Linked DNA regions of Mus musculus: region 2 is linked to region 1. Evidence: chromatin loops called from intact Hi-C (ENCODE). Cell type or tissue: gastrocnemius. All regions are shown on one strand. Each heading gives the region's core, and the rest is flanking DNA. Links, peaks and the distances in the headings are about the cores only.

Region 1 (15,464 bases), core at 3,022-11,021:
GCTACAGTGTGTACTCATATACATAAAATAAATAAATAAATATTTTTAAAGAGAGAGTGAGAGAGAGAGAGAGAGAGAGAGAGAGAGAATGGTCCCTTTAAGGTCATATATTTGAATCCTTGATCCACAGTTGACAGAACTGTTTCAGAAGGACTAGAGGATATGGCCCCCCTTGAAGGAAATGTATCCCTGAGGGAGAGCTTTGGGGTTCCAAAAGCCCAAGCTCACCATTCTTAGTGACCTTTCTCTCTGCTTCCTATTTGTGGGTTGGGATGTAAGCTCTTAGCTACTGCTCCAGCACCATGCCTACCTGTTTCCTACCCTGCCCCCCACCAAGATGGGCATGGACTCTAACACTCTGAAACTGTAAGCTTTCAACTAAATGCTTCTTTTTGTAAGTTACCATGGTTGCGGTGGTTTGTCACAGCAATAGAAAAATAACTAAAACACCTTGTCTCAAAGAAAAGGAAAGGAAAGGAAGCAAAATGCTCTGTGTTGTATTATTGTCTCCAGTCATAGACTAATGTACGTGTTCTATGCTTCTTTGAAAGAGGACAGGCAGGGGTTACAAAGTTCAGAGCAAGACTGAAGGAACGACCATTCAGAAAGTTCCCCATCTGGGGATCCATACCATAAACAACCACCAAACCCAGACAGTATGACAGATACCAACAAGAGCTTGCTGACAGGAGCCTGATTATAGCTGTCTCCTGAGAGGTTCTGCCAGTAAATGGCAAATACAGAAGTGGATGTTCACAGTCATCCATTAGACAGAGCACAGGATCCCCAAAGAAGGAGCTAGAGCTTTCTCTACGCAAGGAGATGAAGGGCTTTGCAGCCCCCTAGGAGGAACAACAATATGAACTAACCAGTAACCCCAGAGCTCCCTGGGACTAAACCACCAAAGAAAACACACAGAGGGACTCGTGGCTCTAGCTGCATATGTAGCAGAGGATGGCCTAGTTAGTCATCAATGGGAGGAGAGGTTCTTGGTCCTGTGAAGGTTCTATGCCCCAGTATAGGGAAATGCCAGGGCCAGGAAGCGAGAGTAGGTGTTTTGGGGAGCAGGGGGAGGGGGGAGACGATAGGGGATTTTCAGAGGGGAAACTAGGAAAGGGGGTAACATTTGAAATATAAATAAAGAAAATATCTAATAAAAATGAATTAAAATTAAATAGTAGCAAAACAGAAAAAGAAAGAAAGATGACAGGCTAAACGGTGCTGTTAGTCAGGTTATATTAGCCTTTTCAGATGATAAAATACCTGAGGTAAATGGAAAGAATGATTTATATTTGCTGATGGTTTCAAAAGTTTCAGTCCAGGGTCAGCTGACTCTGTTGCTGTGAACCTGTGGGGAGGCAAAGCATGAAGATAGTAGTATAATGTGACACAGAAGGCTGTTTACATCATAGAAGTCAGGGAGCAGAGAGGTAGAGAACAGGCTTGGAAACAAACTATACACACCAAAGGTCGGTGCCCCCAATGAACTATTTCCTTTAACTAGATGTTATCTCCTGATAATCCATTCAGCTATATACTCATGAACAGATTCATCCACTTTAGGAGTTAGTACCCTAATGATGTATCTCTCAATAACACCACCAACACCCCAGCCTGGCTCTCAATTAGGAGGCCATAGAACTGGAGTACTACTCAGCTATTAAAAAGAATGAATTTATGAAATTCCTAGGCAAATGGTTGGACCTGGAGGGCATCATCCTGAGTGAGGTAACACAATCACAAAAGAACTCAAATGACATGTACTGATAAGTGGATATTAGCCCAGAAACTTAGTATACCCGAGATATAAGATACAATTTGCAAAACACATGAAACTGAAGAAGAACGAAGACTAAAGTGTGGACACTTTGCCCCTTCTTAGAACTGGGAACAAAACACCCATGGAAGGAGTTACAGAGACAAAGTTTGGAGCTGAGACAAAAGGATGGACCATCTAGAGACTGCCATATCCAGGGATCCATCCCATAATCAGCCTCCAAACGATGACACCATTGCATACACTAGCAAGATTTTGCTGAAAGGACCCTGATATAGCTGTCTCTTGTGAGACTAGGCCGGGGCCTAGCAAACACATAAGTGGATGCTCACAGTCAGCTATTGGATGGGTCACACGGCCCCCAATGGAGGAGCAAGAGAAAGAAATCAAGGAGCTAAAGGGATCTGCAACCCTATAGGTGGAACAACATTATGAACTAACCAGTACCCCGGAGCTCTTGACTCTAGCTGCATATGTATCAAAAGATGGCCTAGTCAGCCATCAGTGGAAAGAGAGGCCCATTGGACATGCAAACTTTATATGCCCCAGTACAGGGGAACACCAGGGCCAAAAAGTGGGAGTGGGTGGGTAGGGGAGTGGGGGGGAGGGTATGGGGGACTTTTGGGATAGCATTGGAAATGTAATTGAGGAAAATACCTAATAAAAAACATTTTTTAAAAAAGGAGGCCATAGAACTTATTTTGTTTTATGCTTTTGAAACAGGGTCTTTTTCTATAGCTCAGACTTTTCTGGAACTCGCAGTGTAGACCAAACTAGCCTGGAGTGAGTGCTGAATTACTAAAGGTGTGCGCAACAAAAGCTTGTTTTGTAGGGGACACTTTTACATTAGACCACATTAAGATTATTAAATATAATTTCCACCTGTGATATTTTCAACTTGTGATGGGTTTACCAGGATGCGACCTCTTCATTATTTGAGGTATATTCATAAGGCTAAAAAGGCCTTGCCATCTGAGACGGTTTTGAATCCACACAAATACTTGTCTTCCTTACTGTTGTGTGTTTCCTGTTTTGTCTGCCCTCTCAACCCTAAATCAGAAGCTGAGCTTCTATTCCTCCACTTTCTCTAAGCTCATTGACACCCCAGAGCTCCATGTTCACATCTCCACACCTTCCTCCCTACTCAGCTTTCACCCATTTCTGTTGCTCTCTTCCTGCAGATGTTTCCTTCTTGGCCTCCCCTTGCAGAAGCCTGGAGAATTTGTAGGAGTCAGTACGCAAGTCTGGCATACATTTCCTTAAGGCGCTTGAGGAAAAAATGAGGTGACAGACAGGCCAACAGCAACAGCAAGCTTTGAGTGCCCCTTGGTATGGGTTTGCAGAATCACAGGGTGTTAACTGATGACAACTATCCATTCTGCTTCTAAAACAGACTTCTGCTTTCTGATTTCCCAGAGTAGATTGACTAAAGAGTGATCTTACTTCATGTTCATATGGAATCTGTATTTTACATAAAACTGGCAGATATTATAACCAAAGAGAGATTTGGGACAGAAAGAGGATAAGCCTTGTATAGAAGAGGGTGTAAAGCAAAGATCTTTTTATAATTATACAAACTGTAGAATAGATAGTAACAAAAATGGAGCAATAAATAGGTCAAAATACTACCAGTTATCTTGTATCCACTCCCAATTTTTGGAGGCACCATGAGTCCTTGTACCAAATCTGAGAGTTGGTTAATTTAGTTCAATGTAGCTCATCTGGTTTCTTCTGCAATGTCCTCACAGTATTCTCCAATAAATTCCCTGGGTTTCCAGGGACTCCCATAGTCTCTTACTACTTTCCCCCTGAGACCTGTGTTGTTAATCTTGCACTTCCCATGCCCTTCCTCCCCCAAATTTCCCTTACCATGAGACAGGCCCACAATTTTGTCCCTGCTCTTGGTCAGGATTCTGTACATGGCATCTCTTTCTCTGAAACTAGCCTGATCCTTACAAACCTTTCTACTCATACTATTTCATACTGCTTTTTCCTTAACATTTAAAAAGAAAAGATATGGCTAATATCCAATGTACACAAAGAACTCAAGAAACTAGACTCCAGAGAACCAAATAACCCTATTAAAAATGGAGTACAGAGCCAGGGAATATCAAATGGCCAAGAAGCACCTTAAGAAATGATCAACATCCTTAGTCATCAAGGAAATGCAAATCAAACAACCCTGAGATCCCACCTCACACCAGTCAGAATGGCTAAGATAAAAAAATTCAGGTGACAGCAGATGCTGGCGAGGATGTGGAGAAAGAGGGACACTCCTCCATTGTTGGTGGGATTGCAAGCTGGAACAACCACTTTGGAAATCAGTCGGCAGGTCCTCAGAAAATTGGACATAGTACTACCTTAGGACCCAGCTATACCACCCCTGGGCATATAATCCAAAAGATGTTCCAACATAAAACAAGGACACATGCTCCAGTGTATTTACAGCTGCCTTATTTATTTATAATAGCCAGAAGTTGGAAAGAACCCAGATACCCTTCAACAGAGAAATTGATATAGAAAATGTAATACATTTACATAATGCAGTACTACTCAGCTATTAAAAACAATGACTTCATGAAATTCTTAGGCAAATGGATGGAACTAGAAAATATCATCCTGCTGGGCGTGGTGGCACACGCCTTTAATCCCAGCACTCCAGAGGCAGAGGCAGGCAGATTTCTGAGTTCGAGGCCAGCCTGGTCTACAAAATGAGCTCCAGGACAGCCAGGGCTACACAGAGAAACCCTGTCTCGGAAAAAAAAAAAAAAAGAAAATATCATCCTGAGTGAGGTAACAAAGAACACACATGGTATGCTCTCACTGATAAGTGGATATTAGCCCAAAAGCTCTAAATACCCAAGATACAATTCACAGACCACATGAAGTTCAAGAAGAAAGAAAACGAAGTGTGACTACTTCAGTCCTTCTTAACAGTGGGAACAAAATACCCATAGGAGGAAATATGGAGACAAAGTATGGAGCAGAAACAGAAGGAAAGGCCATCCAGAGACTGGCCCACCTGGGGATCCATTCCATATATAGTCACCAAACCCAGACACTATTGCAGATGCCAGGAAGTGACTGGAGCCCGATATAGCTGTCTTCTGAGAGGTTCTGACAGAGCCTGACAAATACAGAGGCTCTGTAGCTAACCATTGGACAGAGCACAGGGTCCCCAGTGGAGGAGTGAAAGAAAGGACTGACGGAGCTGAAGGGGTTTGCAACTCCAAACGAAGAAGAACAATATCAACCAACCAGACCCCACCCCCCAGAGCTCCCAGGGACTAAAGCACCAACCAAAGAGTATACAAATGGAGGGACCCATGGCTCCAGCTGAATATGTAACAGAGGATGGCCTTGTTAGGCATCAATGGGAAGAGAGGCCCTTGGTCCTGTGAAGACTGGATGACCCAGTGTAGGGGAATGCCAGGGCAGGGAGGTGGGACTGGGTGGATGGGAGAACACCCTCACAGAAGCAGAGGAGGGGGAGAAGGGATAGGAGGTTTTCGGAGAGGAAACAGGGAAAAGGGATAACATCTGAAATGTAAATAAAGAAAATAGCCAATAAAAAGAAAAATATTAAAATATTAATTATTAGAAATATTAAGTAATATTAAAAGTATTAAGTAATTTTCAGCTCCTCCGTCTCTTCTGCTAAATAATCACACCTTCATGATGTTTCCTCCAGTGCCTCAAATTCTTGTGTGTTTAGAACTAAATAAAAAATAATCTTGGGCTCCTAAAGAAGGAGCTAGAGAAAGTACCCAAGGAACTAAAGGGGTCTGCAACCCTATAGGAGGAACAACATTATGAACTAACCAGTACCCCATAGAACTGTGTCTCTAGTTGCATATGTAGCATAGGATGGCCTAGTCTGCCATCAATGGAAGGAGAGGCCCTTGGTCTTACGAAGATCATATGCCCCAGTACAGGGGAATGCCAGGGCTAGGAAGTGGGAGTGGGTGGGTTGGGGAGCAGGGAGGGGGAGGGTATAGGGACTTTGGGGATAGCATTTGAAATGTAAATGAAGAAAATACCTAATAAAAAATGAAAAAAATAATCTCATTTGTCATAAGTTTCCAAGCATTAAAAAAGAAAAAAAAAAAAACATTCTTTGAAAATTTAAAAGGGGGTATTTTTGTTATGTAGGCAGTGACTATGTTTGTGACACAAACTCTTATTTGAAATGGACTCATAAAAGGAAGGTCACTCCAGGGCCAAAGCAGCTAAAGGATGACATTGTATTTCTGTGATTGCTTTTCTTGTTTCTTACATTGTATTATAATAAAAAATCATCTGGGATGACATGTTGTTTAGATAGTATTCAGCTGAGACTTGTGTTTTTAGAATCTTCCTCATTTCTAAAGTAATTCAAGTTCAGAGCATATGAAAGTGTCTTTGTTCATCTAACAGACACAACCCACAGATATACATGATTCAAATATCTGGATTATTTCCTAAGGGGAAGGGACCTTAAGAACATCCTCTTGTGTGTTTAAAATATGTGCAAATGTTTTCCTGGTAGGTGGAAACAGAAATCAAAGGATTGTCAAGAAAAATATGAAACTAGGTGTGGTGGTACACACCCTTAATTCCAGTATTTAGGAGACAGAAGTGGTGAAATTTCTGTGAGTTCTAGGTTAGACTGGTCTACATAGTGATTTATAGGCCAACCAGAACTACATACTGAGACCCAATCTCAAAAGTGTGTGTGTGTGTGTGTGTGTGTGTGTGTGTGTGTGTGTGTGTGTGTGTGTATACATCCTCTCTCCAATCCCTTGGGTAACTATGATTGCTAATCTTGTTTATCAGTTTGACTATATCTGGAATCAACTAAAAACCCAAATAGCTGTACAAATGTTTTCTTGATTAGATCATTTTGAGTTGAGAAGACCCACCCCAAATCTGGGGCCACACCTTCTGGCAGCCCACATAAATGGACATGGAAGAAGGAAGTTCTTCTACACACACACACATGGAAGAAGGAAGTTCTACACACACATATATACACATATATATCAGAATAAAGTGATCCTGTTACCTGTTACATCTTTTTATTTCATCTCTGTGCTCAACCCAAGGAGTCATTATAGAGCACACCCACTGCTTGTTTTAAGTCTGGTGGACATGAGTATAATACAGTCATTTCTGTTGGATTTATGCTCCCAAGGAGTTACCCCACCCTTATGAATGGTAGTTATTTGTGGAGATGCCACTCTTGTGGTAGCATCCAAGCAAAGTGGTTCTCAGTCTAAGCAATCCACCTTTAGGATTGAGTAATGAATGATCTGGCAAGATGTCCAGTGCAGCCAAAGATGTTGAGTTGTATAGCTGGTGTCTACACTCTAGATGGCAGTCTTACCTCACCTTTCCATTGTAACTGAAAATGGTTCTCCACTGTGAGAACTGCCCTTTAATAATCATGTTCTACTGGTTGGATAGCCATTATTGCACCAGTAGTATTGAGTTTTGTCATGGCATAAAGTAGACATAGTCAGCTGCCCTTAATACCTAAATTCAGCTTGACATTTTCAATGTGAAGTCTTCACAAAGAATAATCTGTATGCAGCTCTTCATGAACAGTTTTCCTTCCTGCCTCACCAAAAAAAATCCCTTACACCTCTCTCCTGTTTAGTACCAGCTTTCCCATTGGTCCATTTTCCATGTGAGCTGAGCTAATGACTGTCACTTGGCTTGCTTTCTTAGGATATCATAATGTATAATGGCCTCTCCACGGAATTCACATCCATGATAGGTATTGTGATGTCCAATGTAGTGCAGACATGGCAGTAGGACTTCTGAGAAAAGCTCTCACAGCAAAAACACCATACAATAGCAGCCACAATAATTCTAGCATAAAATTTTGTTTTTCTAGAACCACTTCAGTACCATAATCTATGTTAGTCAAGGTTCTCTAAGGCAACAAAATTAATAGGATGGAGTGTGTATGCGTACATGTGTACACATACCCGCAAGCCTGTCTGATGTGTATGGGGATTTATTAAGGTGGTTTATAGGATGTGGTCCAACAATGACTATCTCCTGATGGAAAGGCCAAAGCATCAGTGGTTGTTCAGTTGATGAGACAGGGGTCTCAGCAGTCTCAATCTGATGCTGAAGTCTTAGGGAAGTCCTAGAGAGCTGCTTGTCTTCAGTATATATTGGAACCTCAAAGAAGTGGGTTCTAATAACAACAAAGGAATGCCTTAAGAACAAAATACATGAAGTTGCCAATGAGAGTGAGGGAAAATAACAAAACTTCCTTCTTCCATGTCCATTTATGTGGGCTGCCAGAAGGTGTGGCCCCAGATTTGGGGTGGGTCTTCTCAACTCAAAATGATCTAATCAAGAAAACATTTGTACAGCTATTTGGGTTTTTAGTTGATTCCAGATATAGTCAAATTGACAATCAAGATTAGCAATCATAGTTACCCAAGGGATTGGAGAGAGGATCCTGTAGATAAGAGCACTGACTATTCTTCCAGAAGACCCAGGTTCAATTCCCAGTATGCACATGGCATCTTATAACTGCCTATAATTCTAAACCTAGGGTGATCCAATGTCCTCTCCTGTCAACATGTGGGCACCAGGCACCAATGCAGTATATAGACATACAAGTGGACATGCATCCATACCCATAAAAATAATAAGCAATGTTAAAACATTGTTATCCAACATAAATGAAAATCTATCAAAAGGGAAACTAGAAGAAACAGAGAGGGGAATAGAAGTGCAAGATGAAGGAATGACAGGAAGTGAGGAGGAACAACTAACACTTAAGGTAAAACCATATTGAAACCTACTACTGTAGAGACTTAATAAAATATATACATATATGAGAGGGATCTAAATGGAGACACCAAATAATAGTGGAGAGATTGCCCTAACAAGACTCTTAGGCCACCAAATAAACTTTCCAATGTCAAAGATAGGTTACATCTTATTGAGTTGTTGTCCAAAGGATCCTTTGAAAACCCCCAACATTATAGGCTATTGCCAAGGCTATTGGTTACTATCTACAACCTAATAGTAAGGCCCTATTGATGAAGACAAAACTTACATATGCTATCAAAACAGAGAAGTTGAACTGGTGCCTAACTAGGAGCTTCACTCCTACTAACTAGCAGTCATGTGCTGGAGAAAGGCCATAATCAGAATCTGCAAGCTACAAAACCTGCAAGCTATATGACCTGCCTTCACTATATACTGGTACAATTCTAGCACAAATGTTTAGGTTCAGTTTGTTCTTCTCGCTTAATATTATTGTTGACTTTGAACAAGGATCCTATTAGGGTTTTAATAAAATCCTAGTTAGGGTTTTATTGTTGTGAAGGAACAATATGACCCAGGAAACTCTTATAAAGGAAAACATTTCATTGGGGCTGGCTTACAATCTCAGAGATTTAGTCCATTATCACTGTGACTGGAAGCATGGCAGCATGCAGGCAGACATGGTGCTAGAGAAGGAGCTGAGAGTTCTACATCTCCACCCAAAAGCAGCCATAGGAGGCGTTTTCCACACTGGGTGGAGCTTGAGCACTAGGAGAACTCAAAGCCCACTCCCACGAAGACACACTCCATCAAAGCCATTCCTACTCCAACAAGGCCACACCTTCTAATAGTGCCACTCCCCATGGGAGCAAGCATTCAAACACATGGGGGCCAAATCTATTCAAACTACCACATATCATAATACATTTTATTACTCTAAACCTCCATATAGAACGTTCTCTTACAGCTTGGTGATGGGAAAAGAAAAATCTCCAAATGGAGTTTGTCAATACAGGAAGCAGCACACTGGTATGTAGGTTTTCTGCATTAATTTTTATCCACTGAGCAATTTTAGTCAAAGACTCTTTTTCCTACCCTGGCTCCACCTGTTGTCACGTGATAAACCACTGCTTCCTATTGTAGAGGACAGAATTCTCTGAGACATGAAACAGGAACAAACATCACTGAAACTCATATTGCTAACTTAAGAGTTGAACTAACCAATAACCCCCCAGTACTGTTGTGTCTAGCTGCATATGGAGCAGAGGATGGCCTATTCGGCCATCAATGGGAGAAGAGGCCCTTGGTCTTTCGAAGATCATATGCCCCAGTACAGGGGAATGCCAGGGCCAGGAAGTGGGAGTGGGTGGGTTGGGGAGCAGGGTTGGGGGAGGGTATAGGGGACTTTGGGGATAGCATTTGAAATGTAAATGAAGAAAATATCTAATAAAAAAATAAAAGAGTTGATTTTCTCAATCTATACTTTGGATTTGGGGATTATGAATGTCTGGGGATTGTCAAAAATATTCATTTCTTCATAGTTTCCTTTGGGAAAATACCCAAAAGACATACAGATATTCTCTTAGTTGGTGTTCTATTGCTGTGAAGAGACACCATGGCCATGGCAACTTCTATAAAAGAAAGCATTTAATTGGGGCTTGTTTGCAGTTTCAGTCTATTATCATCACAGTGGGAAGCACAGTAGTAGGCAGGCAGACAAGGCACTGGAAAAATAGCCAACAGTTCTACATCCAAATCCACAGGCAACAGAAAGACAGAAAATCTGGTCTTAGAATGGGCTTTTTGAAACCTCAAAACCACCTGCAGTGGCACATTTCCTCCAACAAGGCCACATCTCCTAATCCTTTTGAATAATTCCACTCCCTGGTGATCAAGTATTCAAATCTATGAGCCTATGGGGGCCATTTCTATTCAAACCACCACCTTTCACTCACTGGCTCCCATAGGCTTATAACCATATCATAATGAAAAATGCAACATCAAAACATCAAAAGTCCATCATTAAAAGTCGAAAGTTCAGTCTTCTCTGAGACTCAAGGCTATCACTTAATAGTAACCCCTGTAAAATCAAAATCCAAAAGCAGATTGCATACTTCTAACATACAATGGCACAGAATATACTTTACCATTAAAAAAGGAATGAAAGGGAGCATGGTGAGGAAATACTGAACCCAAGTTGGGAAAACTCCAAACTCTGTATCTCAATAAATAATATCAAAGTGCTCTTCAGATCTCCCTGACACATGCCTAGCCTCAGTAGCTTTTCTTAGCCACTATGGTGGCTTAAATAGGGATGCACACAATAGGCTCATAGATTTGAATACTTGGTCACCAGGTAGTGACACCATTTGAAGACAATAAATAAGGATCAGTCCTTAAGTATGACCCAGGTAAAACGTAACTAATTTTTTCTACCCTCCTTATAATTTATCTCACAGAATGACCCAATCCTCAGGTCAGTCAATGGGGTATGCAAGAGAGAGAGTGGTAACTGAGGAGCAAGAGACTTGAAGAATGGAGACAACACAGACTATCAAGGATCAAGTCTCAAGTCTTGAGTCTCAATTATTGAAAGGCAGCTATGGGTATGTATGTACTCACTGGGGAGTGCAGCTGGAGACACTTAGCCACCGGTCCAGGATGTATAGGAGAAAAACAAGATGCTATCAGAGTGTATGCAGCTGTGGTGGGCTTCTTGAAAAAACATCATGCTAGGAAAACAAGTCTCTCATCGGGGTGGAAAAGTACCACCTGTAAGTAAATAGCCTGAGATGGCTGCAGAGATGATAGTCGCTTTCTGCTAAGATTCGGTTCTCAACAGCAGCAAACTAATTTTTTTTAAAATAATGAATCATTTTTAAATAAGTAAATAAGGCTTTGTGTGCATCTCAAGGTTTCCATCTTTCTTAGTCAGGGTTTCTATTCCTACACAAAACACCATGACCAAGAAGCAAGCTGGGGAGGAAAGGGCTTATTCAGATTATACCTCCACATTACTGTTCATCATCAAAGGAAGTCAGGACTGGAACTCAAGCAGGTCAGGAAGCAGGAGCTGATGCAGAGGCCATGGAGGGATGTTATTTACTGGCTTGCTTCCCCTGGCTTGCTCAGCCTGCTCTCTTATAGAACCAAGACTACCAGCCCAGGGATGGCACCATCCACAATGGGCACTCCCACACTTGATCACTAATTGAGAAAATGCTTTACAACTGGATCTCATGGGGGCATTTCCTCAACAGAGGCTCCTTCTCTGTGATAACTCCAGTTTGTGTCAAGTTGATACACAAAACCATCCAGTACACCATCACTGAATAAGATGATCTTTGTCTACGTTATGTCATAACTTGATGATGACCTGTATTTTAAATAAAGAGTGAAAGAATAGACTAGAAGATAGGGCCTCTTCTCTTGACTTTCCTGAGATCACAGAAAGACCTAGAAAGTAGGCCATATCTGTGAGGCTGTGGATCAGGGGCAATAGGTAGGTTTCAGTTTGTGGTTGAGTAAGGTGTTACTCAGAGAGAGATGTCTAGTGCTTTGTTATTGTGTCAAGAGATGTGTGTAGGCTCTGGCACCTAAACACTTAGCAGAATAAGTTGTGTGGCATCTCCAGTGTTACTTTGATCACAGTAAATTTTCCTTAATAAGTGAATATCAAATTCCCTGCCCCTGAGAATGTGTTAATTTGGGGATATAGTTTTGGAGGGGTCCAGATAAACCACATCTTTGTCCCCCAATAAAAATTTATCTTTTGCCTTTAATCCCAGCACTCAGGAGGCAGAGGCAGAGGTAGGTGGATTTCTGAGTTCGAGGTCAGCCTGGTCTACAAAGTGAATTCCAGGACAGCCAGGGAAACCCTGTCTCGAAAAGCAAAACAACCAAAAAAATTTTTATATTTATACACAATCATTTATCAAAGTTAGCCTATTACTGGGGTATGGCTTACATTTGACAAGTTCCACATTGTTATGGAATGGTGATGGGTGGTTGGAACATGACTCAGACAGTCTCTGGGTGTCTACAATCAAGCTGAAGGTTTGGCTGTACCCCCTAGGTGAATCTAAGCCAAATCAGAATTATACATGTTGGATTCAAGGGATGAAAGGCCAAAACAAAAAGGTTCAGTGTGCACAAGAGGAAGCCTAAGGAAAACCGCACATTTCCTTGGCCTCCCAGATAGCCGTGGACAGGAACTTCATACTGGCCACAAGAATCTCTGCAGGAGAATGTAGCACACAACCCAGTCCACAGCTGTTTCTGGAGCAGCCAGTATTTGCATACCATCATTTGCCTTGGTGCCACACAGCAGGTGCTTTATCTTTGAGATCAAGGGGTGGTTCATTGTAATGCTATTGTCAAAAATTGTTTACAGCTCCTGAAATATCGTAAGGAACTTTAACTTCAACTTTGAAAGCTGTGTAATTACACAACAGTCCTTCATGGGTTTTTTTCCCCTTGGGTTTGAAGTAACCACACAGCCATTCCTGGCACATTCAGGATGCTGCCTGTAGAGGACCAAAGGGTTCAGTTCTCACACTACTCAACATCCTACGACCTTATATTCTGTCTACTAAAGATTAGATCATGGAGCCAAGTGACTTGTACTTTGTCAAATGTAAAGATCTGCTTTGTACTTGTTTGGTTTTTTTCTCTCTCTTTTCAAACTTTTCATTCCACATTTTCTCTTGATTCCTTTGCTTGTTGAATGCAAAAAAGTGTCTCACCCATAATTTACTGGCTTCTTCAGATTTTTACTATCTATGCCAGCCAGGTGTAGTTTGTCAATATTTTAAGCAACACTGACCCGCCTATCTGCTCCTCTAGGCCCCTACTCCTCATGCTCTTAAAGAGAAAAATTACCTTGTGCGTCATAGCTCATTTGTTTCAAAAGAGAACCAACAGATCATATTCAGAGTATGAAATAAATTTCTCCTAGCACCTGTGTAGCACCTTTACAAATCTTGGATTCTTATCTAGCCAAAGAGAAAAAAAAAGTCAAAGTAAAGCAATTTTCTCTTACAGCCTCTACATTGGGAGTCTGAGTTAGGATTAGATATATTGTAAAAAATAAAATAAAATCTATTTACAGGACATGCCTGTGGGTGTTGAGTTCTACACTGTGTGAAACATTTAAAAACAACCATTTATAGGCTAAGCACGGTGGCACACACCTTTAATCCCACAATTCAGGAGACAGGATTTCTGTGAGTTCAAAGCCAGCCTGGTCTACATGTCAAATTCCAGGGCAGCCAGGGCTACAGAGACCCTATCATAAAGCAAGAATTTTTATGGGTACTTTTTGTATACCAGGCTCAAACATATGTTCCTTTACACTCTTTCCTTTTTACTTTGTTTGTTTGTTTGTTTGTTTTGGTTTTTGGTTTTTGGCTTGGTTTGGTTTGGTTTTTCTAGACAGGGTTTCTCTTCATGTCCCTGGCTGCCCTGGAACTTGCTTTGTAGACCAGGCTAGCCTCGAACTCACAGAGATCCATCTGTCTCTGCATTCCAAGTGCTAGGATTAAAGGTGTGCACCACTAGCACCACCGAACCCTTTATGCCCTTTTAATGAATTGATGTACTTGCATTTGATTAGATAATGAATATCAGTATTCTTGTGAAGGAGGCAGTGAGTTAAGACAAGATAAAAATAGCACAGCAGCAGCCTATATTCTGTATCTAGTTTTTTACAGTGCTGATGACCCACAAAGGGAGTCATAGTGTCATTCTCTCTAACCTAGCATATTCCCGTGATGGAACAAAATTAGTGGCAAAGGACCCTCTGTGGCCCTCTTGGCCCAGGGCTTCTGCAGATAATTGCCTGTAAGTATCCAGAGTATATGAAGTCTTCACCAATGACTCAAGCTCTCAGAGAGGCCAAATTCTAAATAACCATGTGTCTGTCACTTAAGGACAAGAGATAGGTTCTGAAAAATGTGTCATTTATGGATTGTATCTCTATGTGAACATCCATATGTAAGCACAGATCTATGAGGTCTATGCTGCCACCTAGACAAATGTTAGAAAAATAACTGATGGATCAGTTAAAGTGACAAACACAAAAAACACAAATAGTAGAGAGGATTGACTGATTGACTAAATGATAAGATAAATGCACATAATCCAAAGGGTTGGATGATATATGATTGATTGCTTGGTGCAATAGACAATTGTTGATATATGGATGGAATAGACATGCTTGCATAAACTTACATGGTCTAACCTAATATATACCCTTGACAAAAAGTAGAAAGATAACTATTGATTCATGACATAGATAATAGCATAAGATAAGTGATAATAATGAAGTGGGTCCGTGGATGGACAGATAGACAGATTGGCCTATTGCACTGGGGTCCACAATAAACAAAACAACACAAGATTACTTTAACGCAGGAAGAAGTTGTGCAATGAAAAGATGAAATAGGAGATATAATGAGGTTTATAAGGAGATACATTTTTAAATTGCAATAAGCTGTATGATAGATATACATAGTCCAGCAACTCAGTTCTCAGATACTGTAATTTTATGCACTGTGCATTATTTTGGCTGATTGTTCATTTACAGGATCATCACACACATGAGGAAAGCATTTCACTACAATATCTTGTGAAAATCAAGTGAACCTACACAAAAAATTATATAATCTTAGGGCTTATCATCATATATGAGGTTATCATTGACTACACCTATGAGGCATTTCACTATACAGGTCTTTAACTATGAGTTAAGACTCAATTATCCTTCTCAGACATTCAAGATTCCTCTGTTGAGAATTCTCTGTTTAGTTCTATACCCCATTTTTAAATTAGGTTATTTGGTTTTTTTGGAGTTTGACTTTCTGGGTTCTTTATATATTTTGGACATTAGCCCTCTGTCAGATATAGGGTTAGT
Region 2 (15,464 bases), core at 3,520-11,519, 110 kb after region 1:
CTCATAGGTGTTGTGTTTTGAAAGGAAAAAGAAAAGCCAAAAATTTAACCCAGGCTCAGTGATTCATGCCTTAAATCTCAGCTCGTAGGTGGATTCAAGAGAATCAGAAGTTCAAAGACAACCTCAGCTACATAGTGAGTTCCAGGTCGACTTGGACTGATTAGACCCCCATCTCCAATAAATAAAAATAAAATAAACAAGTATATAAGCTGGGCATGTTGCACGTTTTTTTTAATTTTATTTATTTATTATATGTAAGTACACTGTAGCTGTCTTCAGACACTCCAGAAGAGGGAGTCAGATCTTGTTACAGATGGTTGTGAGCCACCATGTGGTTGCTGGGATTTGAACTCCGGACCTTCGGAAGAGCAGTCGGGTGCTCTTACCCACTGAGCCATCTCACCAGCCCCGCACATTTTTAATATCAGTATTTCAGAGGCAAAGGTGAGAGGATTGGGAGTTTGAGGCCTGCCTGGGCTACAGAGTGGTAGTGTGTCCCCCAACAAACAAACAAACAAACAATATATCAATAAGTAAATAGAGCTAGAAACCATCTGAAACATCAGACTTTTCTAGGAAGAGTTATTCTAACTACCTCATTTTAGGCTCTTTAGGTAGATAGCTGGGATCCTGGACCAGAAAATTTTCTGGAGTCTCAGAGTCCTGAAGTTTTGTCTATACCCATAGCCATACCACACCTCGGCCTATAGCCCTCAAGTTTTCCTTGTTGCCAAGTAGCTTCTGCATCCACAGGTATCCTGTCTTAGTTCAAGGACAGAGCAAAGAGATGGCCCCAGATATCTCTGCCCTTATATTGCTCTGCAGCTTCCAGCAGTTTTCTTCTCTTCTCTCTGCATAGTGCACATTCTTCCCTCTGCAGAGGATTCAGACACTGGAAAGCATGGGGCTGGGAATTATCACAGAGAGTTCAGTATTACTGATGAGGGAGGGAGAGGGACGACTTCCAAAAGACACAATCAAGGATCACAGGGAAGGAACTTGGACATGAGTCAAGCTACAGGGAAAGGTCAACTATGGAGAGTCCTGAACCTTTGAATGGTAAATCCAGGACAAAGAAAACAAGGAAAGTGAAATTTGCCTTTCAAATAACAAACCATTTATTAGGGACTTGAACACCTTGAGGTACTGGGTATGTGCATGGATGATTAAAAACCCCATGGGTATTTATATCTGAGAATAAGTTTTGAATTAAATGAGCCAGCCATGGACATGAATTTATGGTTCTTTAATATTTTTTAAATCCTGTATTACTGGGATTTAAAAATAACACAAGGCTTCTAGCAGTGAACAGTAACCCTAGCTATCAACCCCTTTTAAAATAGCGCCTCCCAATGTACTCTGTACTGCTCTCAAATTCATGATCTTTCCTTAGCCTCCCAAGTACAGAATGGCAGATGTCTATCATCATACCCAGCAACATAATTCTATTTTTGCAGGGTGAGATGGAATAGAGGAATCAATTCTTTTGAAAAGCAATGTAAACATTTGAAACAGTCTACCCTGTAAAATCAAGATTGATAGCTGGAGACACCTGCTCTTCCCTAAAGTTATTTCTCTGTGGCCCTGGATCGTGTCTGTGGCTTCTGAACATAGGATCATGCCATTGCTCCGAGGTTGTTTTGTACTTCCAGCGCTGCCCCCCCCCTCCTGTGTTCACCCTTTCAACCCTATAAACACTTGCATGTCAAAGACAGAGCTTTTTTTTAAAAATGTTTGCTTTTGAAAAGGATCACCAAAATGTTTTCCCAATAAAAGATAGTCTTTGTGAATAGCAAGAGCATCATATTGTGTTCAAGAGAAAGGAAGACTGGGGGTGGTGGTGCCTGAGTTCACTTCAAGGGAAGTCACTGTAGCTCAGTTCCCCCTCCCTCTTTCCTTCTTACGTGCACAGCCACAGTGCATTCAATTGTTTAAGAGCAATACATCCTTTGAACTAGCCCTAGGATGGGAATGCCCATTAAAAATAAACAGCTATGTGTCCTGAGCATCTGGAACTCTATGTTCTAACACTCAGCAGTTCCGTTTCCTGTCTCTTGATTGTGTATCTGTTCTTCCAGATTGCTTTTGTGCTTTGAAAACTGCAGATTTCAGTAGTCCTAGTAATCTCTATGGAAGCAAGCATTTAAATGACCTGACTCCTCTGTACCCAGATATCTGTGAGAACTGCTTAGTAACACATAAGCATTGTTGCTAGATGGGTGGAAAGCCTGTTTGGAAAGCTAAATATTTGGAAACCTTCTTGCACAGCCACCGTGGTATGGTGTGTTTGGTAGTGGTGGTGGTGGTGGGTGTCTATCCTACCCCTTCCCCCCCTCGCATTGTTATAAGATGAATAGTAGGGTATAGTCAGGAACTTTCTTTATCTTTGCTGAGTCTTTTCCTCTTTTTCATCCTTTCCAGAAATGATGTCTGTTGTGTGGTCAGGACATCTGTACAAGAAAGGAGAAAGAAATATATATTAAATTTGGTCTTTGTCCTTAGAAAAATGCTAGTTGTATTAGAGCTCTTTTGTCACTGTAACAGACCATCTGATAAACATAACTCAGTGGAGTAAATACTTATTCTGGCTCCTAGTTTCAGAGGTTACAGTAGATGGTCATCTGGCTCCTCGGTTGCTTCTGTATCTCTGGTAAGGCTGAACATTATGGCGAAAGGGTGTGGTGGAACAGAACTATTCATCTCACAATAGCCAGGAAGCAGAGAATGGGGCATAGGATCAGGGACATGATATATCCCATCTAGGTCATAACCTACTTTCTCCAACTACACCTCACTTCCCAGTAATGATAATCTTATGAACTCACTAATGGCTTATTTTATGATTAGGTCAGAGCCCTCACAACCTAGTTACTTCTCAATTGCTCCACCAGGAACAACCAGGCCTCCAGTACATAAGGTCTGGAGTTTTCTAGGCTGAATGTGAATGGGCCAGAGTAATGTACATTTCAGTAATGAGTGTGACCGCAAGACGAATGATGAATAGAATATCAAAGCTTTATTTGCATGGAAGTGGTAGAACAATGTTAAATATGATGGCCTACCTGGCCTCTCCAAGCTCTTAGGCATTCTGCTACAGACCAGAAGGAGGCTGATTTGTGTGACGCAGGTTGCTCCCTGCTTCCTGCAATGGTACATAGGAAGTGACTTGGCTTTGGTTTTCTGTTCAACATGAGCCATTCTAGATATCTCCAATATATCATTTAACATAGTGGTTCTCCACTGGGAGGGATGGTGTCTCTCAGGAGGCATGTGACAATGTCTGGAGAGATGATAGCAGTAGCTAGCAGGTGAAAGTTGAGAAGCATAGTACATCCATTCTGCCCAAAGCAAAGAATGACCTGGCATCAAATGTTATCAGTGCTGCTGAGAAGTTTGCTTTAGGTAAGGGATTCTGTTTGGCTATCCAATTTTTTTTTCACCCCGAATTTTTACTAACCAGATATTTGAGTAAAATAGCCACTGTTGAGTTCTTACACTCAATATTGGTGTAAGCATTCTTCTGAGCGTCTTTGATAAATATAATGGTATGATTCGGATCTTAAAGGCCCCCTGATGTCCCTGTATTTAAAGTTGCTGATGTGTGGTACTGTTAGGAGATGTTAAAACCTCTAGGAAGTGGTACCTAGTAATTAGAAGATGGGCCATTGAGAACACACCCTTTAAGGAAATGTTGATACCCCAGGCTCTGCCTCATTCATGTCTTGACTGCTTTGAGGTGAACAGATGTGTTTTATTTACCAGGTGCTCCTGCTGCCCGGTTTACTGCTTTGTCAGCAGCCTTTCAAGTGATTCTCCTAGGCATTTGTCATAGTTTTGAAAAGCTGATTATCACACATCTATATACATAGCTCCAGTTATCTGCTATTCACTTGTGCATTATGCATCAGGCCTTTGAGCTGCATATGTAAAAATGGTTGCATGTGCTTTTGTTCCTGTAGATATCATGATCCTAGTACGATTCTGAAGTTGGGCGTTTCCCCACGTTGCTGTCGGTGCACAACTGAGGACCTGAGGACAGGAACCTTTTTCTTTCTTAGTCAGGGAGCAGAAGCACCAAGGGTTCTGTGGCAAGGGTATTTTAAAAGCATTAGAAACTTCTGAGAGAGGGAGAAGGGTCACAGGCAAATAGAGGGCCTTATACTGGTTATCCCTTAACTAAGTTGAACTGCTGATGGTTAGCACAGCCCTTGCTTGTCAAGGTGAAGAAGATGTAGAGCAGCGGAGTGTGAAAAGAGGTTGGAGCCCCCTTCTGGGCCCTTCTGCGTCTATCATCTCGTGTGACTGTGACATGACCTCTTCCATCTGTTGCACCACCTCTGCCTTGGCAGCTTCCTCTTTTGACCTGATGAATAGAGATCCTTGAAAACCGTTTTCCTGACCCATGCACAGTCTCTTCCTTCAGAGGGCCAGCTGGTGAGATGTGTTTTCTGTTACCCACTTGATTGTAAGTACAGGATATTTAGACCATGATATTTTAAAGAGAGATTTGTATTAGCCTAACAAGTTACCTACCCCCCTCCCCCTCTATCGTCTTTCTATATAGGGCTTCAGACTTGCTATGTAGTTTGTATCTCAGCTGGCCTCTAACTCTCCATCCTCCTGCCTCAAACATTTTGAGTGTTGGGATTACACGTGATTTCTGACATATACAACAAAATCAGTGGCTATGTGTCATATGTGCATAGAAGGTTCTTTAGTTTTCTTACATCACTAAGTATGGAACTCAGGTCCTTGTGAGGGCTAAATAAGTGATCCACCATTTAGCCATCCCCAGCCCCAGCCCCAGCTCCCAGCTCCAGCTATTAGGTAGCCTTTAATTCACAGGGGAACTGTGACTTGGTTTCTACATAATTCACTTAGGCTAAAATTTTAAAAGTCACCCCACTTAGAAATTCGGTAATGTTATACCAGCTGTATAGAAAACTTATTGTTTAGACAATACAAATGTACAGGATAAGAAACCTTTCTAAATAGGAAGCATTCTACCTAACTTTGGAGAGGTCTCCCTTTCCACTAAGCTTCTGATGTTCTTATGTTATTACCAGGATCTGTAGAAGTTGCCACTGAACCTGAGAGTGGGATTGTTTGTACTTCATTTCAGTCCCCCCCACCCCCTTTTCTTTTTCTTCTTCCTCCCTCTTCAGACCACTCTTTTTGGTTATTGAGATAAGGTCTCATATAGCCCAAGATGACCTGAAACTCACAAGCTGAGGATTATTTTGAACTGCTTGCCATTCTCCTTCCTCCATCTCCCAAGTGTTGGGTTGCAGGCATACTCTACAAAGCCCAGCTCCCAGTCCCAATCCACCATAAATAGATTATAATAATAATAGTAATTTGTGAATAAATTTGTATAATACTTGGAGTTTGTAGCATGTTTCAAACATCTCAGTTATATCCTATAGTTGACCTAGGGTGTTTTCATCTTTTGGAGGCAGGGTCTTGTATCCCATACTTATATAGGATGACCTTGAACTGATTCTTCTGCCTTCATCTCCTAAATGCTTGGATTTTACAGGCACTTGCCACCACACCAGACTTTAATCTCATTCTGACATGAACAGAGTGTAACAACAGTGCTCTGTGAGTATACTTAGTATTATGAGTTTGCAACATATCTCCATTTTTATCTTACCTTTTATCTTCCTGCTTGTCTTTCCTGGTTGTACTGAGTGTTTTCTTTTTGTCCATTCTCCTTTCTCTTCCTTCTCTCTCTTTTCCTTTCCCCTTTTCTTCTCATTTCCCAATTCCCTTAACTTTCTTCTCCTTTTCTGTCCTTTCTTCTCCCTTTTACTTATTTGAGGTACGATCTGTGTAGCTCAAGTTAGTCTTGAATAGAATAATATAGTTGAGGGTGACCTTGGACTCTGGATCCTTTTGCCTCTTACCTCTCCAGTTCTGGGGTTGTGGGTATTTGCCACTATGCCTTGTTGTCCTGGTAGTTTTTTTTTTTTTTTTTTTTGCTTGCTTTTATTGTTTTTTTTTTTTATTAATATTTGGTCTCACTGAAGCCCAGACTGGCTTGGAAGCCCAGACTGGCTTGGAGCTCCCAGTTCTCCTTAATAAGCCTCCCAAGTAGCTGAGATTACAGCAGTGCATCGGCAAACCCAGTTTAAGATAATCAGGTTTTGGAAAACCAAAGTGAGATTAAAGAAAAATGAGTGACTTTTTTTTACCAAATCCTGTACAAACAAGTCTTAAGTCCCATTTCCTGCCTCAATGTTTTGTAAACCCTCTTTGACACAAACCTTTTTCTACCTTGCCACCTGGTTTTCTCTTCCTCTGTGCCATCAGGGCTGTGTATCTGGTAATGCATTTACCTCAGAACTTTTATCAATTAGGTTTGGGTAACAAACCATACAGAAATTAGAATAAAGATTGCTTAGTACAAATCAGAATTTGGTGAATTGGCTGTGTTATATTCTGTCTTGTCTCTTTATAAAAACAAATTAGAGCAGTTGCCATAGAAACCAGAGGTCTTGCAAAGCAAGACTGATTTTTTTTTTTTTTTTGGTTTTTCAAGACAAGGTTTCTCTGTGTAGCTCTGGCTGTCCTGGGACTCACTCGGTAGACCAGGCTGGCCTTGAACTCAGAAATCCGCCTGCCTCAGCAAGACTGATTTACTCTATGCCTGTGGCTCTTGATTTAAAAAAAAAAAAATTCTCCTGCTCATGCACCTATAGTCACAGTTTCTCAGGATGCTGAGGCAAGAGATTGCTTGAATGTGGTAGTTTGGTGCTAGTTTTGACACTATAATGTGGACTCATCACTTAAATACTGTATAGAATCATTAACTAGCATTAGGCTATTGTTTTTGTTTTTCTTTCTTTTTTTTTTCTTTTTTGGACCTGGCATTAAGAAGGCAGAATCTCCAGGGTATGTACAAAAAGAGAAATCTGTCTTCCCTTCCTCAGCACCCCAAAAGCTTGGTGGTGGTGGTGGTAGAGAAAGAGGGGGGTGGAATGAGAATGAGACTGTGTGTATGTTTGACGCCTGACTGTCTTCTCTAGATAGGGAAGACAGTCAGGGCCACAGGCCCAGAGGCAATCAGTAAAATGTCGTCCTGTGCTGTTCTTGAAGCTCACTAGGAAACTGGCTAGGATGCCCTGAAACTCACTAGAAAGCCATTTGAAAGTTGTTGCTAAAACTCACTGGGAAACTGCTGAAGGGGTGCTAATGAAACCAAGAAAGACACTTTTGAAACTATTGTCACTAGGTGTACCACAGGACTGCCATGTCCCACAGGGCTGGCAGAGAGGAAAGCACGTGAGATAAGGAAGGGAAACCAGTCTTCTCTTGGTGTCCCTCCAGTGCCCTCTGCTGACTGTACTGAAAAGGTGCTAGTTGTGACTTTAGAGATGTTCCCGGTGTAGGGTATTGTTTCCGAGCTTGTGTTTTACTGTCATTGAGATGTGAGTCTTGGCTTTGGAGAGTCAAATCAGGGTGGTTCTAGGTTCTTCCTTTTTCTGACACTGCTTAGGCCCTATAGATAAGCTTTTTTCCCCCTTTTGTTTTAGGTTTAAAGTTGTGAGTTAGGACATTGGATTGCTAACTGGTGGTGCTTTGCAGTACTGAAAATATGCTGTTTTAAAATCCTTTGTTTTTATAGAAATAGAACTTTCTCTAGAAATTTTTTCTGAGTTTATTTTTTCTGTCCCTGGGTGTCTTTTAGGAAGACTGTATCTGGCACTATTTAGAGTACAGTCTTGTCCTGATAGAGATTTGACATTGTCCTGATAGAGATTTGCCAGGCTTTTACCTCATCTGGGGAAGAGGTCACCCATCATCATGAAAACTGTGAGTCCTTGCTGTAGAATGTAAATGGCTCTCTGGTTCCCAGTCTATCCTACCTGGCTGCTGAGCCTGCCTCTCTGTCTTGCAAAACTTTGAACCAATGCCTGGTTCTCACAGTCAGGAGAGCAGTCAGCTCCTTTTTGTTCACTAATATCTATCTGCTCAGCCTCTGGATCTCTTGGGAGACTGAGGCCCCATAGGTACTTCTGTTTTCCATTTTCGTGTCTACATGACCCTGCCCTTGCATCAGAACTTGTCACCAATTCATTACCTTCCTTTAAAACATTTCATTTACCTGTCTTTGTCACCCCATCCAGGCCACATTTGCCTCTCTGTGTCTTAGGGCCAAGTATAACCTGAGCCTCATTTCAGGGATGAATGGAAGGATTATTAGACCTCTATATTATTTTTCCCTGAAGTCCCACCTTAGTGGCCTTTCCCAACCTGTTAAATACCCCACCCCCGGCCTGAGTCAAGCTTCCTTTCTGAAGGAACTGAGAGCAAACAGAATGAGTAATGGATTTAAGAAGATGGGGAGGTTATTATCCTCCTGTGTAACAAAAGGCATGGCCTGCTCATGCACTTTAGGCTATTCATTGGAAGGGAAAATATTCTGGAAATAATTACAGCTGATAACCTGCAGGTGTGACTCACATTTTGACGTGTGATCTTAGACTCATAAAACAGCAAAGTTGCTCTTCCCTATTTCATTCTGATGACTGGACATGTGGGTATATTCCACTTCTCCAAGCTCAGAATTTGACTTCAACGTGAATGGTGAGCTAGGTCTTCTTCCTTCTATCACCAGAGTCCTGCTTACCTTAGTTGTCTTTACACTATAAAAATAACTTCTGTCAAGAGCACTGAAAAGGCTTCAGGGTGGGTATTCATCACGGCTGCAGTGGTCCCCAAACTTGTAATTCTCCTACTTCAGCCTCACGCCCCCCCCCCCCCCCCGCAATGCCAGGATTTCAGGTGCCTACCACCATGTCTGGCTTTTGCTGTTCTATTCTTTTTGTTGAAGACATTTATTTTTATTTTCACTACAAGGTTAATATCCTGAAGTAGTTGTTTTCATCATAAGTTTACACTTGACTTCTCTGCCCTCCCTTACCCACCTCCACTACCTGAAGAACAGTGCCCACGTTCTGCTTCAAGGTCAAGTTCTCAGTCTTCTCACCTTCTGCCAGGATCCTCCCACACTCCTGTGTATTCTTTACACTGTTTCCCCTGACTCATCCCTCTGGCATGCCTCCATTTCCTGCCTGCATGTTTCTTCATGTCAAGACCTCCATGGAATGTCCTCCCTAATGCTGCTGTATTCCTTTCAAGCCCTACACATTTTGTTTGTGGAGCTTTTACATCAGCACTTTGAACCTGAAGTGAATATGGCCCTTCATATTTCCATTATACCAAATTACAATGTTTCATCCACAGTGCACCTGGTTACCTATAGAATTTATATTCTTTTGTCTTCGCAAGGCTTCATTTTTTAATTACAGTAAAAAATCTATAGTTTTGCATTGGTAGTTAAATACACACTCTGGCCTTTCCTTACAAACACAGGACTACAGTATAAAAAGTATCATGTGGCAATTCTGTTTTCTATTTTTATTTGTTTGCTTGTAGCTCGGGCTGGCCACAGACTCATAATCTTTTCTCTTAAACTCTTGAGTTCTGGGATCACAGATGTGTACCACCCATGCCTGAGTCACTCTTTTTTTAAATGTTTTATTTATTTTTATTGGATATTTAATTTATTTACATTTCAAATGTTATCTCCTTTCCTGTTTTTTTCCTTCTAAAAACCACTATCCCATCCTCCCTCTCCCTGCTTCTATGAGGGTGCTCCCCCACCCAACCACCCATTCCCGCATCCCTGCCATGACATTCCTCTACACTGTGGCATCGAGCCTTCCCAGGACCAAGAACCTCTCCTCCCATTGATGTCTGACAAGGCCATCCTCTGCTGCATATGTGGCTGGAGCCATGGGGTCCCTCCATGTAATCTTTGGTTGTGGTTTAGTTCCTGGGAGCTCTGGGTTTATGCCAGAGCCTGACAAATACAGAGGTGGTTGCTTATAGCCAACCATTGGACTGGCTCATTATTCCTTGAAAATTGGTGCCAAATTTAAGTTGGTTGTCTAGTACAAGCATGAATAATTAAGTCCAACTTGAGATAGCATATGGGTTTAGTATAGAATGGAAATTCATAAAACATTTTCTTTTAAAAAATTATATATCATTTTCTTATACTGGTCTGGAAAAAGATGTCATTCTGTTTTGTACAAAGTGAGTAGCAGTATTCACATAGCAGGGCCAAGCAACTGAACCTGATTTATGAGGCATGATGAAATACTGTGTGTTAGATGTTGTCAAGGATCATTTCACTGCTACAAAACAAAGCAGAAAATACACAACAGGATGGACTCCTGGTCCTTTGAGGCCAAGGAATTTATCCAAATTTGGTGGAGGGAATGGTTGATTTGTCTGTTGAGCACATACATGTAGGACTATTTCAGCTACCAATAGAAAACCTTAGAAGGGGTTTTGTATATCATTAAATATAGCACATAAGCTTGATTCAGGATTGATTCCAGCCTTCTAGAACCAGATCCTTTAGGGCCAGGGAGGGAATTGTTTTTTTTTTTTAATCACTATGCAGGGCACATTTATCTTTCACATGAACGACCACTCTTCCAGTTACCCAACTGAAGTACAACATAGTGAATGAAAAATGGGGACATGATGGCTCCAAGGTATGGTGGAGAAGGTTTATTGTCTAAAGAACTGCCAGAGGAATATGGAAGAGTCCAGACTGAACATTGCCAGCAGACTAAACAGGACTATGAGAGGAGAGAGGAAGAGAAGAGAAGAGAGAGGAGGAGGCCAAGAGAGGATTTCCTCTCTTGGACCCAAGAAAGTCTGTGGGAAGCAAGAGGATTCATAGCTGAAATGGTTAGGCTTTATAGGAAAAGAGAAACTGGGGACAAGAAAGTGAAAGCTCAGGGCTTGGGGAGGTTTAGAGTAGTGGGCAGGGTTTGCCAGCCAGGGCAACTTTGTAACTGGTGCTTGTAAAGTTGAGAGATTCTGGGATAATCCAGTGGCCAGTATCCACTTTGATATGTTAAATAGACAGCTCAGTTAGCCATTTGTTCAAGGTTTCTTTGAGACCTAACGCATAAGACAGGTTCCAGGGACAAAAATAGGCTCTAGTTGCTCACTGGGTATTCCCTATCATGGTTCTTTTGTCGTCTTCCCAAGTGGGTCCTTAGTAAACAATGCGCTAAGACAAACTTGACTCTCCTGGATAAAAGGAGCAGCATTTCCTGGGTTTGGACTATGGACTTGTACCCTACAGGTGGTATTCTGACTAGATTCTGTGAAGGGTTAGAAGACAAAATACTGAAATGAAAATGGGAGCCACATAACTCCATTTGAAACTACCAATTAAGATCCTGAAGATATAATCAGAGTGACAGGTGTTGGAGACGTGAGATACAGAAGACCTGCACGAGAAGGGAACATTTTTTTTTTTTTTGGAGTAGTGCACTTGCTTGCCTTTATTTCTTGGCCTTGCCCTAAGGAGCCACAATTTTCACAGCTTCACATTTGGGTTTCTTCATCCCCAAGGAATTGCATGAGCTTGATGGGCTTAAGCTATTGTCTAAGTTTCCTTCTTTAAAGAGATCTCCCAGATCAAAGAGGGGAGACGTTGTAAGGTTAAGGTCCACCATGATGACCTCTTAAAGAAGACCCTCTAGATACTTGATGACACCCTAAAGGCTGTTATCATGAGCTATAATAAAGACAGTCTCTTGTGAGAGTCTAAAGGACTCTATTGTCTTATCTGATTTGTGATCCTTACTGATGTTGTAGAAGGGATGTTTAGGCACCATCGGTGGTGGTGGAACATCATAGGAGCACCTTCAGATCTTTACCTGTGCCCCTCAATGCTTGGCAGCAGTTTCTATTTAGGCCAGTCAGACCCCCATACTCATTGAGTGCTAGGGCTTCTCTATTGGCAGCTGTTCAGAGGATCAGATTGCTTTTTTTTTTTTTTCTGCACTGAGGTGAAACAGATGTCAAATTCATAGTCAGCTTTTCCCAATGCTTGCCCACACAGTTGGTACTGAAGCTGTTCTCTAGGTCCTAGGCACAATCACCATCCTGGAACAGTATCAGATTGTAGGCTACAGTGGCAGCAGGCTAGAGCTACAGCACCAGGTTTTTGTTTTTTGATTACATTCCTCCTTCATATATAAATATCTCTTGTCAAGGGAGCAATAGAAAGGAAAATACCATGCTGTCTCCCAAATGCAAACATGTTTTCCCTGGAAAATATAGATGGGGCATACTTGAAAAAGGAAAATGGGTGTTCTGTTAGTAAATAAACACCTTTGTAGACAAGAAATGATAGGTGGCAGGCATCAGCCTTCCTTGAGAAGGTAGAAGGGTTCAGATGAGATCACTTTGATAGAATGTCCCAGAACTTATCAAATAAGCATTTGTGGGAACAGGACAAAAAACTGACTCTTGAAACCCAATCACCATAGCTGACTCAGACACACATAATACATCATTTTGAGGAAATACTCCACCAAAAACTGTCTTGGCCAGGCATAGTGGCATACTTAATAATTCTGACTTCTAGGGTAGTGTGGGATACTTTATGAGACCCAGTCTCAGAAAAACTGGGACTGGAGATATTTAGGATCTATTATGAAGTGCTTGTTTTATATGCATAAAGCCTTGGGCTCAAGTCCTAGCACAATAACCCTGTTACCACAGCTTTCCTATTTTTAAAATTATTTTTATTTTTTTACAGTCTAGTCATTACCTACTTCCCAGTCCACCCTCCCACAGTTCCTCATCCCCTTCCTCCTCTTCCCTGTCTTCAAGAGGATGCCCCCCACCAGGCCTCCCCTAAATATTTTCTTAATGTTAGTACAATTAAAAGTTTGGGGGTCAAGGATGTATTTTAAAGTTTCGTCCCTATCAGTTTTATACTGGACCAAAGTCATTTTCTTCCTTTCATATATTGGAGAGTATACAACATTTTATTGTGTGAAAATATATCTAATATAAAATTGAGCATTTTTAAGCATGTTGAGATGTAGATTCAGTGGCACTAGGTAAATTTTCCATTGTTGTACAGCCATCACCAGTGTCCATGTGTTGACAGCATTCCATCCTGTCATACTGAAACTTTGGCCCCATTAAGTGCTAACTATCCATTTCTCCTTCCATTTTCCAGCCCCTTGGGACCACCATTCTGTTTCTGTCTCTATAGTTTTGGGTACTTAGGTACCTCATATAAATGGAGTTATATATTTTTTAATCTAGTGTATGTCATACAGCATAATGTCAAAATTCATCCTTATTGTAACATAAGACAAAGCATCCTTTTTGGCCCCATGAGGATAGTGAGATGGAACCTCAGATCTTATGCATGCCCTGAAGGTACCCTAACACTGAGCTACATCTCAAAGGGCTGGATAATATTCCTTTGTACATGTATACATTTTACTTATGTATTTAACAATGGCCATGTGGGTTGTTCCTAGAAAGCATAATTATTTAATAGTAAGGCCCAAATTAGTTTCTGTTTCTCAGCCCACCAACCAGGGACCCAGACTCCTACCAAACTTAAGGATATGGTTGAGATTCTACCAGCTGGCTTCAGGGGAGTAATACCATCTACAGTGTTGTATTTTTGCGATTTGAGTTGTCTTTTCTTCTACCACTATTAGCAGTCCGGGTCGTTCTAATTTGATCTTGGTGTTCATTCTTCCTCCTTTTCCTCCATGGTCTGTATTATATCTAAGTTGACTCCATTGGTACCCTCCAAGCTCACCTCCAAGCTTTACATATTTCCTGCTTCTGTTCACTCCACATGTAGGATGCCTTTCCTCGACTCCTACCCTCAGACAGCTACCTGTCTACATGCTCTTCACCTGGGTGCTCCTGGGTCTTTTACATGAGACTTGTCAAAACCTCATTTTTTTCCAGATGTCTCGTGCTATATGTGCAGTCTTGAGACAATTATAAATTATGTCTGTTATGATATTGGGATGAAATTGTCTAGACTTGTTGGGTGCATTGGCAAATATCTTTATCTCAAACTCTTGAGAGGCAGAGGCAGGTGGTGGATTTCTGTGAGTGTGAGGCCAGGCTTGTCTATACAGCAAGTTCCAGGCCAGTCAGGGCTACACAGTGAGATCCTGTCTCAGAAAATATTGTCTTGAGTTTTGAAGTGAGTTATTATTAGATGGACTACTTCCTGTTTTTGCTAGGAGTGGTTCCTTGAACCCAGGGCCTCATACATGAAGACAAGTGCTTTCCCACAGAATTATATCCCCAGCCCAAATTTTTATTTGTTAATTCATTAATTAATTTATTCAGACACCCCCCCCCCCCCGTGTGTCTCTCTGTGTCTGTGTGTGTGACACATCTGTGGAACTCTGGAGAGCTTTCAAGAGTCAATTCTCCCCTTCCCATGAATGAATGTTGGTTCTCTCTTTTTACCATGTGGGGTCTGGAGAGCAAAATCTGTTCATCAGGCTTACCAGCAAGCACCTTATCTGCTGAACTATCTTGTTGCTCCCAACTCCTTTTGTTGCTGTTGTTGTTCTTTGTTAGTTGGTTTTTGTTTGCTTGTTTGTTTGTTTGGGAGCACGGGCTGATAAGTTACTGCCTAAGCCTCCTGAGTAGTTGAGACTCAGGCTTGTACCTTCATGATAAGCTAGGAGTAAAATTTTAATTTTTATGTGCAATACTGACCTACAGTGACTAAATTGCCTTTTTTAGCATAAAACTTCAGTTCTCCTAGGGACTTGGTAGAGATTTTTTAAAAAAATATGTAGCTGTGTTTATTTGTATGTGAAACAGGGTCTCACTTTGTAGCTCAGGATGGCCTAAAACTTATAGCAATCTCTTGTCTTAGTCTCTTGAGTGCTGTTATAAAAGGTGTGTACCACCACAGAATATGAGACAAAGGCATCCTGAGTTTGAGACCAACCTGGGATATATGGTGAGACCTTGTCTCAAAACAAACAAGTCAGCTAACAGATTGCATATTGAGCAATATTTGATTGCCACTGGGGTTCTTTGCTGCTTGTTTATTTGCAGGGGTTTTGGGGAAGCAGGGGTATAATACGCAAAGTAGAAAATATATTTGTCTTTGTGGACCTAAGAGTCAATGGTGCTTTGTGGCATTATCTAAATGTGTGGTTGTGTTCTGATAAATTTTTATTAAAAACTAAGGACACTAAAGACCCCTGGCTGGATTTTGTTTGGCCAACAACTATTTGTTAGCCTACCAGTTATGCAGAAGTTAAGTGTATGTATGGATTTGTGATTAATTGCTGGCCTAACAAGGGTTTAGTCTCTATTAAGTGGTATAAGTAATAGATCAGATAAATTGGCTAAGGAAGGGTTCAGTGATCACTGTTTTGTTTTTAAGGTAGGAGATGTAGAAGATAATATCAAGCTTTGTGTATGTGTGCCTTTTTTCCAATGCTGAGGATGGAACATTTCCTTATATGTTTACACAGCCTGTTCTTTATGGGTACCTGAGCACAGCTCTTCCAGTTTTCTGGTACAGCAGATAGCAGTCTTTAGTAACTGCTTCCATATAAGAATAAAAA

The links. A loop is a pair of places that touch in the nucleus more often than their neighbours do. Peaks named below come from ENCODE experiments on the same cell type or tissue, not always from the same donor. Only the 100,000 strongest peaks of a DNase experiment are listed, where the experiment ranks them.
Region 2: it touches region 1 in a loop (2.8-fold over the local background); 24 of 42 quality-filtered maps call a loop at or near these places.

What each region holds. Positions count from the first base shown.
Region 1 is chrX:152,810,867-152,826,330 of GRCm38, reverse strand. No RefSeq gene overlaps it. Among named protein-coding and RNA genes, the nearest start is that of Gpr143, 37 kb to the right of the region's middle. In gastrocnemius, for the core only: a CTCF peak has its summit at 7,128; no DNase peak of the experiment used is centred there.
Region 2 is chrX:152,697,426-152,712,889 of GRCm38, reverse strand. All of the region lies in intron 1 of Shroom2 (shroom family member 2), which reads left to right. It also overlaps the pseudogene Gm18298. Among named protein-coding and RNA genes, the nearest start is that of Shroom2, 64 kb to the left of the region's middle. In gastrocnemius, for the core only: a CTCF peak has its summit at 7,348 (motif pointing left); a DNase peak (open chromatin) is centred at 7,300; H3K4me3 peaks cover 203 bases.